3 separate regions of the Homo sapiens genome follow, and regions 2 and 3 are each linked to region 1. A link is a contact called in ENCODE Hi-C data. All regions are on one chromosome and are shown on one strand. Each heading gives the region's core, a stretch centred on a gene start or an enhancer-like site at or near the end of the contact. The rest is flanking DNA. Distances are from core to core; before and after follow the strand shown. Region 1 holds the start of FER (FER tyrosine kinase). Region 2 has its middle 170 kb from the start of LINC01848. Region 3 has its middle 38 kb from the start of LINC01848.

Region 1 (4,540 bases), core at 1,254-3,753:
AAAAGATACACTCTGCTTTCCCGACTGACAAACCTGGAGCTACTCACAAATGTCTTCTTAAGGGCAACACAGGTATATATACCAGGACTACAAATACTGCACTAAAGATTTTGCAATAGTTTTTTTTTTTTATCCTATTCTCATTCCACATATGAATTGAAAAGTATTTTCTAATCTTTAATCACTAAAATAGTTTTGATCTATTCTCTTATTGATGTTCCACTACACTTTTATATATGGTAACCTCATCTGAGAAATTTATTATCTTAACATATCTGGAGAAAAGGAAAATGGAGTACACCTTTACAGCAGTTTATGTCAAAGTGATAGTGAGACAACCATTAATATACGCAACTTCTGAATTAAAAAGGTTAAAAAGCTGCTCTTTTTTTAACCATAAGGCGAAGGAAAAAAATGTAAGGCTACCAGCCGTAACAAATTATTAGATTTTGAATTGCACTACAGTGGATGGCAAAATCGCAAACGTACAAAGTGCCCACCTCATAGTACAATCCTCAATTTGTTTAAGAAGTACCTTGCCCCTACCAACACAACCCAATGAGCGTATTCAGAAAGTAGATCCTAGGGGTAACTGTAAGGCAGAAGGATGACCCCTGAAGGTGCCTCCAAACATCTCCCCAATTCTAACTGGCAAAGAGACCACAGAGCAGAAATTACCGACGACACCACTAGCTTCACACTTAAGATCTATCTCTTGATTAGACTCTTGGAGGACACCTCTGGCCAAGACCGGAGGAGAAAGATGAGGTGGGGGATAAAAGCGGGAGAAGGTGACAGATAGGAGGAGAGCTGGGGAGGACCGAGCGGGTCAAGGGAGACTGCGGGGCTCCAGAAGCAGGAAGGGATGGGGGGAATACCAGGGGTTGAGAATGCCCCCGTAGCGGGACGGCGGCGCCCAGATGAGTGCCGCCGAGAAAAGGGGTGAGGGTACAGGCAAGATTGGGTGGTGCCCACAGTCCCCCCACCACCCCGCCTCACGCCCATCAGCCCCCAGACCCCGCGACGGGGCGGAGCCACTACGCCCGCCACAGCCCTTTCGCGCCGGCACCCGCCCCCTCAGCCTTCGGGTCCCGGGATGGTGGGAGGGGCGGCCCTCGTGGGGCTGGGTGTGTAGCCCGGCCCAAGCCCCAACCAGGAATGCTCTGCTGCGGGCGGGAGGATGAGCGGATGACCCTGCAGCCAGGGACGGGGGTTGGGGGGGGCGCTGGCTGAGGGCGGAGGAAGAGCCTCGGCACAGCCCCCAACGCCCTGGCCGAATCCCGGGCGCCCCTCTGCGGGCAGGCATTGTTGCCCCCGCTCTAGGCTTGCCTTCCCTCCTCTTCCCCCCTCCCCCCGCGTTGCCCCGGGCAACAGCGCCTACCGCCGGCGGCGCGAAACGCACCTACCTAGAACCTGACAAGCCCGAACCCCTCAGACTCCGGAGCCAGTCACCACCCCGCGTCACGGGGGCTGCCACAGCCAATAGGCGCCACTGTCACGAACCTCTGCAACCAATCCCGCTGCACTCCGGTCTCCGGGCACCCTCGAGGCCTCAGCCAATGGGCAAGAGCGGAAGGCGGGCGCAGCCGCCCGGCCCTCAGCCCCCTCCTCCACTACCTCCCAGGAGGCGGGGAGCGGCCGATTGGCCCGGTCCCCGAAGGGGCAGGACTTGGGCCCTAGGCTGGGTGGGCGCACGCTTAGCCCAAGCTGCGGGCCCTGGGAGTGGAGACGCGGAGCTGCGGTCGCCGCTTTCTGGGCTCGCTCACCAGCCCGGGTGGAGTCCCGAGGTCTGCGCGTTTGTGCCGCTCTCCCCGCCTCGGTAACCTGCTCCTCCCTAGCGGGTGTCCTGGGCTGCCGTGGTGAGATGGGGCCGGAGACGGACGAAGGCCTCACAGGAAACTTTGGGAGGCTCGCCTGGCCGCGGCCGGGAAGTGGCCGGACCGGCGATGATAAGCTGAGGCCGCCTGGAAGGGACTACTCGGCGGGTCGGCAGCCGGAAAGGAATTCGGAGAGTGGGGGCGGAGGCGTGATTAAAATGTTAAGTGTGCCCGGAGGGCGCTGGGCGATCCCTGGAGCTGAAATCTCCGGGAAGGGAAGCTGCTTTAGGGCCGCGAGGCCCCCACCCCTAAAATAGGCACTTTTCAGCCTCAGAATTGGTCACTTTTTCCTGTACGTTCCCACGTTTTACTTGTATCTGTTATTAACGTGGATTGCTTTAGAATGGTTTTCAGCAACTCCAGTTTACTCTGAGTCCCTTAAGGACGGGAACTGTCTTTCAATCCTGTACTCCCAGTGCCTGAGCCTGCCTAAAAATGTTAGAAACTCAATGCTGGAATTGTAATGGATGTTTAAAAGCATACAGCAGGTCCTGGGAGTGGCCCCCTATAATAAATTCTTACCTCTTCGGGAGTCTAGAATGCGTGGAGAACCCAAACGGGTCTGCTCTTCAGTGATGGCCGTTTCTGAAGCGTCCTTCACCAAAAGAATTTGGTGAAAAATGAGTAATGTGAACTACAAGATTATTACTAGGTGATCAGTAACAGTAGGATAGGTATGCGTCATTATTCGAGGGTGTGACCCTCCCATGTTCCTGTAGTAGACTTTTTAAGGCGGTGTTATCTTTTGCATTGGTTGAACCACATAGCGTCAATCCGGTATTTCCCCTCCCTCTCAAAAACTGAGTTACATAGGAGCCAAAGAAGAGTGGTGAATATTTTCTCTAAGCAGGGTTATTTATTTAACCGTAGAGAACAGCCCTACACATAAAAAAACATAAATCTTAAGTTGGACTTTTTTTAAGTCTACTGTTTTAAAGCTAAATAAACAAAAACCAACATAAAAATTTTAAATAAGAGGCTTAATTCTCCCTATTGAAAATGGAGGATGAGATTTCCCGTCCCTTTCTCTCCGAGCATTTGTCTTAGAAAACTTAAGTACTTTCTTAATTGTTAAGTACTTTCTCAACTCTTTGAAATGTGTATAAATCCACTTGAGGACTAGATAGGTCTTGTCAACTGTATGCTCAGTCAGGAATGTCTCTGGACCTTTTTTTTTTTTTTTTTTTTGAAATGCTGCACATATCAACGGAGTAGCATCCTTCCCTATCTCCCAGTTTCTGTGAGAGAGTAGGAGCGTAACTTCGGTGAGCAACTTGCTCCGTGTTGCAAAACTACCTTCCGTCATAAAGACAGGAGAAGTTTGTTTTTCCTCTGGATAAAACCAATTAACTAACACAGATGGTCACCCCAATTATTAAGTAAAGTTAATGTCACAAATGTCAGGTCCTCTTACTTGAGGACTAGTTATTGTTCAACTTGAAAACGTGTATGTAATGGGTCGTATATACTTGGCTATACAAAAGGGCAAGATTTCTGTCTTTGCAATCTCTTAGCAAATTGCCTGTGATGTGTATCACAGTCTCGTTTAATGCTTATTCAGTAATAAAAGTGTTTTGTCTACTAACGTTTGTGGAGAGGATTTCTGGGTTGGGAGATTTTGGTTTTTAATTATATTTTTCCAACAATGCCTATACCCAGAATGTTGGGATGACAAAGTTAAGGAAAGTAGTTACTTCGGAGTTTTTAAATTGTTCTCTAAAATGATGGTTAATGTTTCATATGTATTTCATAGTGATTGTTAAATGCACAAACTGTGGTTCTGTGAGTAAACTTCTTAAAATAGAAGTTAATTTTCTGTGAACATCAAATGTTATAGTATATGTAATGTCAATAAGAATGAAATGAATGAAAATTTGGTTAGGTAAGGCCAAAATACAACTTTGGAGACTGCTTCATGACTGAATACCTTTCCCAAGAACCTTAGAATTTCTCCATTTATACAAAGGGAATCAAAATGTAGAAAGATGTGGTTGGTGAATACGTTATTACATATTTGCAGAAAGTAGCTTTCAATAAAGATATGGTAGAAATAGAGCTGTTTGATACACAACATGTGTGTTTGTGTTAAGGAACCCAAATCTAGAAAAATCAGCAAGAATCTTTCCATATCTACAATTGTTCTCTGAGTTCTCACCTATTCATTCCAAAACCTTAAAAGCTGTCTACCATATGCCAGTCATTGTGCTAGGAAATGCAGTTGTGAAAGAATATACTTGAAGTAAATGAATGTGGCAAAAATCTATGCTGCATTTTTGAAGCATACAAAAATATATAGCAAATCCAGTTTCACATTTTTTTCCTCTGTTGGAATTATCACATTGCATTGCAACACATTTAATAAACACTGTGTGTCACCTTAGTATATATTCCATGTTCTCAAATACCAAACTTTGTCTGTTCTAATAGCATTACTTACTGGACAATGAAAATAATAATGTGGACATCAAACCTAGGTGGGTAATAAAAAATGATTGAAAAGTTTTTTACTTTTTTTGATTAGCACCATCCATGCCTCACCCCATCTCTCCACCTCCCTTTTTTCCTGTTTAAAAGTATAGACTGCAAGAGGAATCTTGGTTGTGTGCCATCTTAGTTCAGTAGTTCCAATACTTACCCCTCCCTCCTTTTCTTCATCTGTGTCT
Region 2 (4,540 bases), core at 1,457-3,956, 1.3 Mb before region 1:
TTTAGAAGAAAATCATGGATACCTAGGGACAAGAATATAGCCATTAAAAATTATTAAAATATGCATATTCTTAGCCTTCCTTTTTCTCTCCTGTTAAAGAGCAAATTCTGGTTTTGCCTGTTCAGCTTCTCCTGCTCCTCTGCCCACTAAGCAGAGAAGCAAGGATAGTTCCTGGAATTCATGCTGCAAAACTCTGCCAGTAGTTAAGAGACAGAACTGAAAAATACTGGGGGAAAGAGGATTTGCATTTGAAAAGGTACATTCCTAATTAAAACAAAAAAATGACTGAATGACAACAGAACAGAAAAGGGGGCTGATGTGGGGAGAAGAAAGGAAAATCTAGCAGCTCAGGTGTGCTGGGTGTGTTGGGGACAGAATCCCACTGGGCGATGAGACTTCATAAGGAGAGGATTGGGGTGACAGCAGTCTCTTTAGAATACGAAGATTGGGAACAGTGTTGAATATTTTGCATGTGAATTAACTTCCCTCTCCCTCTTGTTAGAAGAGTACCTAAATTTGGCCTTCTTCCAAATGAATTTTTCTTTCAGACCATTTGTTTTTAATTCAACACCTAGCAAATACCTAGGCCATGTAAGACCTTTCTGGTAGGGTTACACAAAATATCAAACATAAAAGAGTGATGGGGGAGGAGTAACATTTGACTTGTATAAATGTCCAGGAGTACATCTTCAATCAAATTTCGAAGAAGATGGCACTGTGGCTGACTTTTAAATTGTAGAGGGCCACTGTTTTAGAAATAGTTGCTCTGTCATTGCATTGAAGTTTCCAACACTGCACAGCAAGAACATGGACTCACTGGAGAAGGGCTGACATGGTTTCACCCAAAACCTTGGGGAAAAGCAAAGTTTGAGCTTTCATATGAAGCAATGGAAGCAGCAACTTAATTAGCAAATACAGCTACTGTAGCTTCATGGGCTAGAGCCCAGCTGCTCTCTCCCTTCTCTGAAGTGCAATACAAATTAATTTGCCAAAACATCCAAGAGTCATCTTTGTACTAAATGATGCATGATTAAAAACACACACACGCTGGCTATGTCCGCCCTTGCCACATTCATTGCCATGATTTGCTAAACGTTTATGAGATCGCCACTATTTTGGGGTGGCAACAGCTTGGTAAAAGCCAGGAGGACCCTGGAAATTCACTGTGTTGCTGCTCTGGAAGGCAGAGCTTCAGATTTATCTGTTGCTATTTTGAAGCAAAATATTTCAAAGCAATCTAAAAGCTTGGGAGAGCAGACTTCTCTAATGACCGTATCAATCCTCAACTCCACAGTTTGCCATGGTCTCAAGTGATTTAAAAAATAATAATAAAAGTGCAGAGAAGTAGTACCTAAATATCAGCAAATACAAAAACAAAAATCTCATCAGTAGGAAAAGAGAGAGAGAGACTATGTAGAGGATTAGTCACAGTTTATAAAACATTGATGACTTTTGGCTACTGTGCTTTACTCCAAATGGGAGAAATTCATGCATAACCTATTGAGTAGGATGGCTTCAGAGTGAATAATACAGAGCTGAATAACACAGTTTCATTCGACTTTGAGACTCCTTTCATCTTACATAACTACCAGGCAAAGCATTGCGGCTCATGCTCCTTGAATTGATTAAGTTGTTAAAGGAGGCTTGTCCAGGCCCTGTGTATTGCTCAGAAATTCTCAGGAGAAAGATTCACCACATCTCTGCCAGTCCCCAGAGGGATAAAGTCTGAACAGGAACAGACATTGCCCAAACACTTCCTCCTGATATAAACATCTCAGGCTCCTATTTTTGGGAGGACCAAAATACCCTTGTTTCTCTGCCTGCACTCTTGCCTGCTTTCTGAAAGGAAAAGCATTAGTTGGTTTTTGCTCATGAGGCCATGGAAGTCTTCACTGTAATTAAATAGTACAATTTCAAAGTTGGCTCTGCCTCTAGCAAAACAGAAGCTATGTTAGTCAAAGGTCTTTATTTCCTTTATTATAGATCATCAAATTATATTTTTTAAAAAATGCAAAGAAGAAAAACCCTTACAAGGCAGAATAAGAACTATGTTGAAGAAAAGTCAATGAAACAATTTGCTCTTCAAGGGACCAGCAGAGGTAATTTCCACTTTGATCCTTCACATCTGCATCCTGGTTTGTACCTTATTTACATAATTTCTAAAGAAAAATCTGCACATTCAATTTTTGATTAAAACCTGTTTAGTTGGTTGAGGGCAGAGGCCTTTAATTATCTCCAAGAAGAACATTCTTATTGGATTCCAAAAACGAAGCTGCTCCTAAGCCCAGGGACAAAAAGAGTATGTAATGGTGTATTAATTCATAAGAATGACAAGGAACCCCTTGTAAATTGCTTGAACCTTGAGTCAGTGAGTACATTAAAAGTCACAATGAAAACAACAGAGGCCGAAGTGCATGACTTTACAAAAAGTTGTTCATAAGGTCCTGAAGATTTTCCTTGCCAATTAGACAGCTCCACATTTACAAAATTTTTTATCAATTTAACATGCAGTTTGCAAAAGGCGAAATTGAGACCCACACAAATAAACTTACCCAAGATTATCCAGTTTACCCCAACTTATCTGCTTAGTGGTGGAGCCAGCATTGCCTCCTGACTCCCAGCCATTCATCCAGGCACCATAAGACAGCAGTAGAGAGCTCTCTTAAAAAGCACAGCACACTGAGGCTGTTGGCAAGATGCCAAAACATCAGGAGGATGTGGTCAAGTGTTTTAAAAATGAAATCAATCATCTGCATGTTTAAGTGGCATAATGCCAAATAACCAACTCACTAAATGCTTAAATGTTGAAAGCTTGGCCATCACCTAAGTCTTTACTGCTACTAAGGTAGCTTTAAATGAATTGCAATTTCCTTGTATTAAATGATGTTCCTCTTGACGTTTGGGGAATTCTTCCTTCTTACTAGTTCAAAAGAGTTTGTGCCTTCAAAAAGTGAAACATCACTTCCTTTTTCATGATCACTAACCAGATTAAATTAATTACAAACATCTTACTGGTTGAAACTAGAAAAACACAACTGCATATTTGAGGATTTCTTGAGGAAAGAGAAAACTACTGACTTCAGTGCCATATTCTACATCAGTGATTGTCACTAAGTGACTCTATTATTCTGTATACATATACATAGTAAAAAGCATGTCTTGTATGTATGGCTGCAATCAAGATGTATGAGACAGAGGAAGTTGGTGATCAGAGGACTGATGAGAAAAAGAAACCCTCAGAGGCTTCCTGAGGGGGCTGAGGGAACTATAAAGGGGATCAGAATGGACCCTGGAAAGTAAAGGAAAGGCATCTGGGGAAAATGAGAAAGATGATGGTGATAATAAGCAAAGGGAAGGAAGCTCTCCTCTACCTACAACCCACACCTGCAGTGGTGAATACCTACTACCATCAGCAAATTAACCCTGGAGATTTGGAGAATCAAACCCAAGTATCAGGAAGACATGCCTTTGGTTGAGGGAAGTAGAATAGAAAAGCTCCCCTTTTATTCACCCTGGATACAGACTGGATAAATCCAGCAGAACTTCTAGAATTTGAGAGAATACCTGAAGAAAAGCCTAGCCAGCGTAATTACTATTGCTTTATGTTCATTAAACTTAAGTCTGTGTTAAAAGTGCTTTTCAGATATTCCCAGGAGGGCTGGCAAAGAAGAGTGGGAAATGCTGAGACATCAATATTTATGAAGCTAATTATCTAGGGGAATCTGTGGAGCAATCCACTCACCCTGGTATGACACACATCTCTCTCTACATGGCTAGGGCATTCTGCTCTTAGACAATTCAGTTATTCATTGTCAGCCAAGGTTTACTGAGAACCTGCTATGTTCCAGGATTTGCAAGGTGCTGAGGTTAAAATGTTGAAATACTATCAAGTTAAAATGTGATTATAATCACCTTCCAACTGTTTCAATAATCCTTAAGACCAGAGACAGATAAATTCCAGGATCAGGAATAACTTCCAATTTCTGGCCCTTATTTGCTTACATAATGAATTTTTAGACTTTAACCATTTCAGTAAACTGAATAAGAAATCAATTGAAAAATCAATAAGAAAAAAAAAACACTGAAGTGCAGTCTTCTTGAGTTGAAAATTTTTTGCACCTTTGAGATTCTTAAATCTGTTATCTGTGTGAGGACAAATCATTTTTTTTTTTTTGAAGACACTTCATTCTCCCTGTTGAAAATAGGGGAAGGAATTATACTGCTCTACTTTTTCTCAGACTATTTACTTTAGAAAACTTATATAAATACTTTCTCCTCTCTTTGAAATGTATATAAATTCTTTTGAAAATTAAATAGCTTGATAGCCCAGGAAAATCAACCTCAAAAACCTGGAAGCCATCTCTTTGAAATGTAAACATCAAGGGAAATCAGCACCCCTATGTCTCAGTTTCTATGGGAGGGTAGCACCCTAACTTAGGTGAGAACCATGCCCCAAATTGCAAAATTCCCTCCTTCTTATAAAAGTATCAGAATTTTCTTCTGAATAAAATAAATATGTTAGCATTGATAGTAATGCCCA
Region 3 (4,540 bases), core at 595-3,094, 1.2 Mb before region 1:
TCAGAGACAGACACACACATAAAGACAGAGAGACAGAGACAGAGGGAGAGAGAGGAATTGTGTTACTTTCTGAACACTTTAAGATGCTGGTCCCAAACCTAGACATGTCTTCCCCTGGTGTTTCATGAGATAGATAGCCTATTTTCTTAGTGTCAGTCCTCCATTCTGCTTGAATTAGCAGTAAAAGAGCTTTGGGGACAATCCCTAGCCAGGTGAGGGCTAGGCCCATCTAGGCTTCAGGGACAGATTTCCAGCAAAGCCACGCAGCAGTTCTTCCCCACCACTGAGCAAAGGAGCCTTTGTTAGGCTAGGGTGCACCACCTGTGCACTGTCTGCCTGTCCTTTGTCAGAACCAGCCCCTCCTGCTAGCTTTTTAACATCTCTGTCCTTGCCAAAAACATTCAGAGTTGGAAGACAAAGGCATCAAGGATGCAGAAGAGAGGCCCTGGCAAAAGTGAGAGCAAAACCAAGGATTGCTGTGGACAAAGATAGCAAGGACAAGTCACTTCAGTGGGCTGTCATTCACAACCGAAAGCCACAGGCTGGAGTGCCTGTGGTGGCTGGAATACAATGTTCTACCATAAGGAAAATGAGGTGGGTAACTCCTTTCATTTCCACCATAGTGAAGGTCTATTCTTTCCTTCAAAAATATTTAATATACTATTCCAATTGTATTAAAAATGCAATACCAGCCAGATATGGTTGCTCCCACCTGTAATCCCAGCACTTTGGGAGGCCAAGGCAGGAGGATCACTTGAGTCAGAAGTTCAGGACCAGGCTGGGCAACATAGGGAGACTCCATCTCTACCAAAAAAAAAAAAAAAAAGTTGAGTGTGGTGGCACACACCTGTAGTCCCTGCTACCCATGATGCTGAGTCAGAAGGATTGCTTGAATCCAGGAGGCAGAGGCTGCAGTGAGCTGATTGCACCACTGTACTCCAGCCTGAGAGGCAGAGCAAGACCTCATTAAAAAACAAAAAAAATCAAGCAATACCCAACGTGGTCAAGTTCTGTCTCTTCTTGGCTCTAACACACGTCCTAGGTATCTGATCGCAGGATAGAAATCAGTACAGAAAGTATTTCACACCCTGCCCCACCCCCAAACAAAGCCAAAGCAGGTCTGTCTACAGCTTACTCCATGGCACTGCATCATTCTTCACCCCACAGCCTCCCCCCAGCCCCCACACCTTTCCTCCACCGTGCTCCCTGGATAAGCATCCCACTCATGCTTTAGACTGCCCAGAGGGAGTAATTTGGCACCACACGGGACACCTTATTCTTGGAGTGCTAAACAGAAGTTAAGACTCGTGACTCTTCTCAGCTCTAATCACACACTAATTTCTCTGATAAAGCCACTTCAGATTTCTGTTCAGCCCAGACCCTTGGCATCAGGCCTTGGAGCTGTTCTGGGCCAGGCTGCTGGACATACCATGTGATCTGAGCTCAAGCAGTCACCACATACCTCCCCCATCAAACCTTCTAACCTGCTTTGTTTTGATTATTTTAAAATCCTGCCAAACCTATTAGGGCTAATGCTCCGCTGAAAGCAGCCACGACCTCCTGTCAGCACTTGGCACTGCAGGGCCATCCGTGACAAGGGGGGAGCTCACAGTCCTCTCTGTAGGAGGCTAGCACCCTCTGCTTCCAAAGAGGGAGGGAGTGACTGCAGAAAAGGCACCTGCCACCTAAACCTCAGAAGTCAACGGCTCCCCTGCCCCTGCAGCTAAGGCCTCAGTTCTTTGAAGCATATGAGCAGCTGCAGAAGCAATGGTGGCCTCAAAAAGTCCCATCAGCAGCTCTCAGAGTTTGTCTTCAAAACAAAAGTGCACCTGTGTTTTGGCAAGCTTCAAAGGGGTTATGAGTTGTGAGCAAATGCAATGTGGTTGAGTGAGAAGTGCTTTGAGCCTATGACTGCACAGACACACCACAGCATCTGGCACCATGGCTGCTCTGTGACCTTGAGGAATCACTCTCTGGACCTTCGGCATAGAAGAGATTCACACCTGATCAGATTCACCCCTGAGCTTCAGGACCTGGGTTAACAGTTAAAGACCTTCCCAGCTTGTCCTTCCATGCCTCAGGTTTGTACTGCTTTCTTTAGCATCTAATAAACAGTTCCTGTCCCTTCCCCTTTGGTCTTGGCTCCTAGAATGCCCTTCCATCTCCCTACTCAAATCCAGCACATTCTCTAAGACTCAGCTTAAGTTACTTTTTCTTGAAGGCTTTCTTGGCTCCCACAGCCCTCAAGGCTCCTCCTACTATCCCATCAGGCAATTGCACACAATTATGCAGCCATTATAGACTCCTTTATGTTGTTCTCGATTATTATGTCTGTGTTAATATTGCATCCTTCAATATCCTAAACTCCTCAAGGATAGGGTCCAAATCATTTTAGCACACTCCTGGATTGTGTGCTAAGATTAAAAAGAAAAAAATAATAAAATGGCAACATCCCAGGGCATGATTATTCTGCCACCCTTCCCCAGTAGTCACACTCTTAGTCAGGAGAACACAGCACTCTGTCATTTTCTAAAGGTCAGAAAAAGGTGATCGCGGTCAGCCAGTAAAAGTCGGGTGAGCCACGTCCATCTGGGTGTCCCTGCTGTCTATTTCTAAGTAATCCTCTGCTTAGGGGGCAGTCAGTGATGCCAACAGTGGGGGCTTTCAATCCATAATTACAACGTCTTTCCTTCAGCCCAAAATGTGGAACAGCTCCTGATTCCTCCCTTGGCAGCCAAAAGGCTGATCTAGCCCCAACCAACTGCAAGAGGTAATGGCAGGACCACGAACCTCCTGCAGCTGCAGGGATGAGCCATGGGAGGCTGATAACCACGAGAAATGACCACAAGGACTCTATGGGTGTCCTTGGAGGCAAGGACTGGTTGAGAGAAGAGTTGGGGAAAGTAGAAATGAGGCTTTGCAATGAAACTCTGAATAAAGCTAGCTCTATGGGCCTTTGCAGGTAAAAGCCCTAAATGACGGAAAGGTAGCAATCCCCATCCCCAACACTACTCTCCATATCCATGCAGGCACAACCTTCCACATGCCCCAGGAGCCCGGCAGCTTTTGAGGACCCTGCTCACTCTCAGTGGTAGAGGAGGAAGAGAAAGAGAGAAAATCCATTCAAAGCCAGGACCTAGCAGAGTCCAAATAAGAGGATATTTAAAAATAAATAAATAGCTCAATTCACTTTACAAAAGAAGACATAGAGGTGGCCAACTAGCATATGAAAAAATGTTCAACACCACCAATCATTAGAGAAATGCAAATCAAAACCACAATCAGATACCATCTCACACCAGTCAGAATGGCTATTATTAAAAGGTCAAAAAAGAACAGATAGTGGCAAGATTGCAGAGAAAAGGGAATGTCTATACGTTGCTGGTGACAAAGTAATTAGTTCAGCCATTGTGGAAAGCAGTGTGATGATTTCTCAAAGAACTTAAAACAGAATTACCATTTGGCTCAGCAATCCCATTATTGGATATATATCCAAAGGAATATAAATCATTCTACTATAAAGACGCGTGCACATATATGTTTATCACAGCACTATTTACTGTAGCAAAAACATGAAATCAACCTAAATGCCCATCAATGGTAGAATGGGTAAAGTAAATGTGGTACATATGCACCATAGAATACTACACAGCCATAAAAAGAATCAGATTATGTCCTTTGTAGCAACAAGAATGGAGCTGGAGGCCATTATCCTCAGCAAATTAATGCAGGAACAGAAAACCAAATGCCACATGTTCTCACTTATAAGTGAGAGCTAAACACTGAGTACATATGAATGCAAAGAAGAGGACAACAGACACTGGGGCCTACATAAGGGTGGAAGGTGTGAGAATGGAGTGGATCAAAAAACTACCAATTGGATACTATGCTTATTAGCTAGATGATGAAATAATTTGTACCCCAAACCCCCGTGACATGCAATTTACCTGTATGACAAACTTGCACCTGTACCTCTGAACCTACAATAAAAGTTTATTTAACAAGTCAATTTAAAAGGATCTAGAGACTTGGTCATTGGCTAATTTCATTGCACCGGATCCATCACAGACAATAGATATTTGGGCTCAAATGTTTCTAGACTGGAGCACGGGATGAGGGAAATATTGTATCTTTTGTTTTGTCCTAAGGAGGAGAAACAAATTCCCAGGGTGTATTAGTCCATTTTCATACCCCCATAAAGAATTGCCCAAGACTGGGTAATTTATAACGGAAAGAGGTTTAATTGACTCACAGTTCAGCATGGCTGGGGAGGCTTCAGGAAACTTACAATCATGGCGGAAGGTGAAGGGGAAGCAAGGCACCTTCTTCACAAGGTGACAGGAAGGAGAAGTGCTGAGCTAAGGGGGAAAACCTCCCATCTCAGGAGAACCATCAGATCTTGGGAGAACTTACTTACCATCCTAAGAACAGCATGAGGGAAACCACTCCCATGATTTAGTTACCTCCACCTGGTCTCTCTCTTGACACATGGGGACCAAGGGATTATGGAGATTACTATTTAAGATGAGATTTAGGTGGG

What was found. A loop is a pair of places that touch in the nucleus more often than their neighbours do. Pooled maps may share reads with other maps.
Region 2: a map of CD4-positive, alpha-beta T cell shows a loop between it and region 1 (4-fold over the local background). The contact joins the enhancer-like site here to the promoter of FER in region 1. A Hi-C loop is called at or near these places in 3 of 168 maps with a recorded cell type or tissue (CD4-positive, alpha-beta T cell, CD4-positive, alpha-beta memory T cell and naive thymus-derived CD4-positive, alpha-beta T cell) and 5 of 50 pooled maps.
Region 3: a map of CD8-positive, alpha-beta T cell shows a loop between it and region 1 (7-fold over the local background). The contact joins the enhancer-like site here to the promoter of FER in region 1. A Hi-C loop is called at or near these places in 2 of 168 maps with a recorded cell type or tissue (CD8-positive, alpha-beta T cell and naive thymus-derived CD4-positive, alpha-beta T cell) and 5 of 50 pooled maps.

Annotation. Positions count from the first base shown.
Region 1 is chr5:108,745,860-108,750,399 of GRCh38, reverse strand. FER (FER tyrosine kinase) reads right to left here and starts at 2,503. Exons shown (of 20, transcript NM_005246.4): 1 at 2,400-2,503. RefSeq lists silencers at 957-1,366, 1,497-1,556, 1,637-1,736.
Region 2 is chr5:110,052,602-110,057,141 of GRCh38, reverse strand. No RefSeq gene overlaps it. Among named protein-coding and RNA genes, the nearest start is that of LINC01848, 170 kb to the right of the region's middle. Within about 2 kb of position 2,706, at least 4 of the 41 ENCODE cell types and tissues checked have a DNase peak (open chromatin) inside an H3K27ac peak, as active enhancers do; they include CD4-positive, alpha-beta T cell, where a contact is called at or near this core.
Region 3 is chr5:109,919,180-109,923,719 of GRCh38, reverse strand. No RefSeq gene overlaps it. Among named protein-coding and RNA genes, the nearest start is that of LINC01848, 38 kb to the right of the region's middle. Within about 2 kb of position 1,844, at least 4 of the 41 ENCODE cell types and tissues checked have a DNase peak (open chromatin) inside an H3K27ac peak, as active enhancers do; they include CD8-positive, alpha-beta T cell, where a contact is called at or near this core.